Regions from separate parts of the Homo sapiens genome. Here region 1 is linked to region 2. The links are chromatin loops, found by intact Hi-C in ENCODE. Cell type or tissue: gastrocnemius medialis. All regions are shown on one strand. Each heading gives the region's core, and the rest is flanking DNA. Links, peaks and the distances in the headings are about the cores only.

Region 1 (2,914 bases), core at 200-2,699, 340 kb after region 2:
CAAACTTAGCTAATCAAAATGGATCATGAGATCCTGACCTTAGACTTAAGTAGGGACCTTCATACAGGTTTTAGTACACAATAAATAATGTAAAACTAAAATTTACATCTTTCCCCATTCCCTTCCAAAATTAGCTTTATTTTCATCTACAATATTTGCAAAAACATTGCTACAGCTATCAAGCTCCCAGCCACTTTATCTACACATAATACAGTTAGCAATGCATTTTCAGGAACGCGAAGTAAATAATTTAAAATTAGCAGGGCAGGGGGAGAATACATCGAACCACAATTATAATAGCTTTCAATTATTGAGTCCTTACTATGTGTTAGGCATTATGCTATTTTCTTTAATTCTTTGATCCTTACAAAATCCTATGAGGTAGGTATGATCACGTCTTTTATTGTTGTTGTTGAGACAGGATCTTGCTCTGTCGCCCATGCTGCAGTGCAGTGGCACGATCACAGCTCACTGCAGCCTCACTTTGTTGACCAGGCTGGTCTGGAACTCCTGGACTCAAACAATCCTCCTGCTTAGGCCTCCAAAAGTGCTGGGATTACAGGTGTGAGCCACCACACCCAGTAATCACTTTTTAACAGCTAAAGTCACAGACAGCTTAAGTGTCTTGGTAAGGTCACAAAACTAGAAAGAGATTGAGGTAGTATATCAATCTAGGTGTCTTTTTCTCCTAAGTTGTTGCTGTTAACCATGTAATACAGAAGAATGAAGGAATCTATTTCTTCTTGTAAAAGTTAGCAGTATAATAAACTAGCAAGTAAGTTCCAAAAGTTCTTTTTAATTTCTTCCTAGTTAGAAACCATATACAAATCTATTAACATATAAGAACCATTACCAAAAATTGTAATAACTCATTTTCTATTACTTGTAACTCTAATTTATATGAACCACACTTGAGTATAAATTTCATTTCTTTAAAAAATCAACTTCCAGCTACATTGTGTGGGTGCAGCTGAGTGACATTTTAAGTGTTTATATGTTTCCAGTGCTCTAATGGTTTGTGGGTACCCCCATTTTCGAGATTGCAGAACCCAGCTTCGTATCTATTACCTTTACAACTTCAACAAGTCATAGACTCATCTGTGTCTCAGACGAGTTTCATGTCATGTTGTCCCTTCTCATTACTGTAGTATGTAGACATAATCTTTTGCCCACCTGGATTGAGGTTATGCAAATCTGCAAGTCACAGCAGAACATGGATGTGAAAAGGAGGGCTTATCATCGGGGCTTGATGTTCAAGTGCTGCCATCTGTTGTCGGTGTACTCTATCTACACTTACTGCCTTATCCTTACCTACTCTGGAATTGGAGATTGCATGTAATGTCAATACTTGAGCGATTTGTTTTTCCACAGATATTAAAGTCTTGATACTTCTATTTGCAGTTGGATTGGCAGAAGCTTCCAATAACTGTTTTATGAATCATGCTTATGTGATTTTTAAAAAATATAACTTAAATGTGACACTCTTGTTTTAGGAACTTATCCCTACAGAGTTTTGTCACAAGGCATTACTAAAAATAAATTGGTTGGAGACTGAGGAAATTGGGGAAAGAGAGATGATGCTAAGGGTTTCTTTGATAGGTACTGGTAATTAACTGCGGGGTCAGTGTATAGTTTAAATATTTATGGAGCATCATTGATTGCAAGGGCACTGTAATAAAAGGGTGTATAAGACCCACCTTGGACTGGAGAGGGAGATTATCACTTATTGAACTCTACTGTGTTCCAGGCCCTGTACCTAACTTCACGTGTTTCATTTAGTTTCCAGTAACCCTACCAAGAGAAGGGGTTAAGTATATGCTGTTAGTGGCTATAACAAGTTGTATGTATGGTGAATGAAGAAAGTAAAAATCCACTAGCATTTTATTTAATCAATGTAGGAAAGGTTTGGAGTGTTGTATTCATACATATTATTTATATTTATTGAATTTATTATTCATATTACCAACAGTTTTGAAAATTTCAGATACATATGCTAAAGAAGTAAGTTTAGGAATCCAAAGGGATTTATTAGCCTTATTCTCCTGATTATTTCCCTTATATAAACAAAGGGATCTGGGTGTGGCGGTGTGCACCTGTAGTCACAACTACTTGAGAGGCTGAGGTGGGAGGATTTCTTGAATCTAGGAGTTTGAGACCCTCCTGGGCAACATAATGAGATCATGTCTCAAAAACAAACAAAAAACAGGACAACTGTTTGCTCTCTTGTTTTTAAAACTTGAGAATTTTGGTACAGTGATTTAGAATTAGCTCAGACACCTCCTCTTCCAGGAAGCCTTCCTTCTTTCTCCTCATATGATGCTATGGGCTCCATCCCCAATTAGTTTCCTGTAAATATCTTTTACCGCATTTATCATATTATTTTGGAGCTTGTTAGACTGTGAGTTCCTTGGCAACAATAACTGTATCTTACTTATCTTTGTATCCCAGGTCCTAACACAGGACCTAGAATGTGGTAGGAATGCTATAACTATTTGTGTGATAACTTCAATAATTAAGGTATTCGATCATTCTACCTAGGAAACTAACAGTCACTTCACTTTTCAAGACATACTTGTGATACATGCTAGAGAGCATAGCTAAATATTAATATATTTTTATATTGCCTCAGAGATTAGGATATCTATAAATTACATATTAGTCTTTCTTTTCCAAACCTAAAGTTTTATTTTACAATGATCTGGCTTATTTGACTAATAAATCCATTATAATTTAGGCTTCAAGGATTCTTTTGCTTATTCCATTGTTAAAATTTACTAGATACTATGTTTTGTATAGTATATTCAACCTAAAACCAAAACATAATAAATTTTACACTATCAAAGACAGACTATAACTGCTTTTCCCCTTTTCCCCGATGTACATTCTTCATCTACCACTTCCCACAGCTCCAGGT
Region 2 (2,914 bases), core at 200-2,699:
CAAGTCTGGCCCGCCTCTATTCCCGTAATGCCCCTTCCGCCACCTGACCCAGCCATGGAGATAGCCTTGTCTCAATGCATTCCTAAACTTATAGAACTGAAGACTCCACTGTTACACCCCCTTTCCAGAGGGCTTGGTGGGGGGTAGGCTTGAGAAGGATGGGTAGGGTCGCAGGAAGGAGGGCGAAGCCAGCAGACCTCTCAGGGAGGGCCGGAGAGAGAAAGGGGTGAAGGTTTTATAGTTGGAGTGCATATACTTCCAGCTCTCCAAAATGAAACATACCATCGCAGCTGGTATTACCGGCTGAATAGGCAGCAAAAGACCTCTCTGTGTACGGGTCCTAGTATGCTTCTTCTTAGCGCCAACGAGTCCTTGTCCCCAAAGTTGCCAAAACTTTAAAGGACCCCGGCCAAGGAGACCCCAGCATGAAAAGCCAGACATCCGAGGCCGGGTAAAGCCTCCTGGACTCCTCGAAAGCAGCTCACACCGGGAGCAGCCGGAAGCGGGCGCGATCTATGCGAAGCTAACGGGTTCCGGTGGAGAACATCAAAGAGAAAGGAGCAGGATCGAACTTTAGAGGGGCAGAAGGGCACGGCCCAAGAGAGCAGAATTGGGGTGTGGGACAGGCGGCGGGAGGACCAGGTTAGAGGGAGCGAAAGGAAGTGGATTAGAGGACAGCGGTTACAGGTTTCAGCCACTGCCATTTCCCCGCAGAGGTAGCTCTTCTGCGCCCTGGAGGGGTACCCGGACTCCCACATCCTGTCTGCCACGACCCGGACTCCCTAGGGGATTCCAAGGGACAGCACCGTCCTCCCCATACATCATCAGGAACCGAAAGCAGAGAATTTGCCCCACCTCGGCACTTCTGGAAGCACCCACTCAACTACAGTATGAGACAAGGGCTTTCCTAAGAGACCTTTCTCCAACTTTCTTTCTCTGCGTGTATGAGCCCGGATCCCTTCGTCCCCGCCTCCTTCTCTCTCTCTCTTTCTCTCTCTCTCCTATTTTGTCCTGGGAGATTCCTACTCGCGGTGCGAAGCCTCGGATCCGCTGGGAACCGCATAGTCTCCGGCACCCTTGGCCGCATGCTTGTCAGAGGTGGGCCCCGGGAAACACACTCGCTGCCCCTCCAACAAGCGTCCCTCGCTCCCCATTGGCCCCCCGGTCCCCGCCCCCCACCGCCCCCTCCCGCTCCGCAGCCCCCGAGTGGCGTCAGCACGCCCGCCGGGCATGGGCTTTAAATGCCCACTAGCGGGAGCTCAGGCGCTTCTGCCCTGGAGCGCGGTCGGGAGTAAAATCGCAGGAGTGGGAGGGTAGCGAGCCAGCTGGATTCCGAGCCGCGGAGCGCGCTGGCTTTGCTCCGCCTGATGACTCCAGAGCGCGGGTCCAAGCGCCGCCCATGCAGCACCCCTGAGCTCCGGGGAAGGAGAGTTAATGAAAAAACACTTAACCGTCTCCGCTGCGGAGAGTCATGAGCTGTCTGGATGTTATGTACCAAGTCTATGGTCCTCCGCAGCCCTACTTCGCAGCCGCCTACACCCCCTACCACCAGGTACGTGTCTCCTCTGGGGACTTTGGGAAGGAGTGCGCGCCCCCCGTTTGCGGCGGCATGGCCTGTACGCCAAGGTCTGCTGTGCCTCCGCGCGTCTCGGGCGTCCGACCACGACCGGCGCAGCCGGGATGCGGGGATTGCCGGAGCCGCCCCCAGTTGGTAGTGCAATTAGCTAACCCCTTTAGCTCGCCTGTTTGCTCTCGGGAAGCAGCTAAGCCCTGCTAATGTGAGCCTAGGTCTTCCCTGGAATAATCAGAGGAAGATGGCACGGGCTGGATTTTCTTCTTAGGGTCTGTCGGACTCCAGATTCTTCCAAGCCAGGTGCAGGTACCAGGAAATGCAGGCAAAGCTGACGCAGGAAAAACCAAACTTTGGTCCCAATGGTGAGAGTAACAACAAAACCAAAAGCGAAGGCCAGCCAGCCTCTTTCTGAGATGCAAGGGCCGGTGTTCTCATCCCTGCAAGTTTATCTCAGGAATAATTTCTTCCGTTTCAATTCTCTGGCGACCAGGGCAATTAATTCCAGATCCAGAGAATTCATTTCAAAGAGCACCGCGCAGTTTTATAATTTTTTCCTTTGCGAAGTTCTGGGAGCATTATCCGGAGTGCGAATGACCCGGCAGAGGCGAGCCTGATAGACAATACTTTGCCTTTCTCCAGCCTGAGTAGGTGAATGGGGAAGCCCTGCTTCCAACAAACACTTTAAGAAGACCACTCAACCCGGGTTCTGCAAACTCTTCAAGTTCCATTTAATTCTGCCAGTTTCTCTTGTCTTCAGGCTGCGTCTGTTTGAACCATTTTCCTTCCATTTCCTCAGCTGAGGTAGCAGAAACTGAGGACAGTAGTGCAGGAAAAGAATGAAATCATACACCTGGGAGGCTGTAGGGGTCCCCTCCAGGTTGGAAAGTGAGAGCTTGGTCACCTGCTTTGGGGAAATTGAAATACACCCCAATGCCCCAGTGGATGCTTTTGCTAATTTTGCCTGCAAATTTAAAATGTCTATTCGAAAATTTCCCGATAAATTAATGATGGACCGGATAGGGTTCACTTTTTGTTTTCTTACCTCCTCTTCTCTTTTAAACTTCACAACTTGCAGTTTGTTTTGCCTCAGTGTTAATTTTAAGAATCACCAGAGTTCCTCTTGTAGGGAAGGTGGCATTTAGGAAGTGGTGATATTGCTAAATCTTACATCGTTTTGTCCCCAATTATTTCAAACCTTTTGGCTCCAGCTTCTGAAATGTACTTCTTCCCAGGGTGGGACTATGGCAAGCAAAGAGGAGAGAGGTGGATTGGTTTTCTGACTGGCCCTTTCTTCTCCCAGACCCCGAACCAATCTATTGCATGAAGATCTCTGTTCATTTT

What was found. Hi-C counts contacts between places; a loop is a spot of excess contacts. Peaks named below come from ENCODE experiments on the same cell type or tissue, not always from the same donor. Only the 100,000 strongest peaks of a DNase experiment are listed, where the experiment ranks them.
Region 1: a loop joins it to region 2, with 3 times the contacts of the local background. A loop is called at or near these places in 2 of 110 quality-filtered maps.

What each region holds. Positions count from the first base shown.
Region 1 is chr6:117,604,141-117,607,054 of GRCh38, forward strand. It overlaps the pseudogene NEPNP. Among named protein-coding and RNA genes, the nearest start is that of GOPC, 3.1 kb to the left of the region's middle. In gastrocnemius medialis, for the core only: a CTCF peak has its summit at 1,266 (motif pointing left); no DNase peak of the experiment used is centred there.
Region 2 is chr6:117,264,293-117,267,206 of GRCh38, forward strand. It overlaps VGLL2 (vestigial like family member 2), which reads left to right and starts at 1,266. Exons shown (of 4, transcript NM_182645.3): 1 at 1,266-1,552. The coding sequence starts at 1,472. It overlaps LOC105377964 (a long non-coding RNA gene), which reads right to left and starts at 782. Exons shown (of 2, transcript XR_942911.3): 1 at 283-782. In gastrocnemius medialis, for the core only: a CTCF peak has its summit at 1,262; DNase peaks (open chromatin) are centred at 521 and 1,289; H3K4me3 peaks cover 2,500 bases; H3K27ac peaks cover 2,377 bases.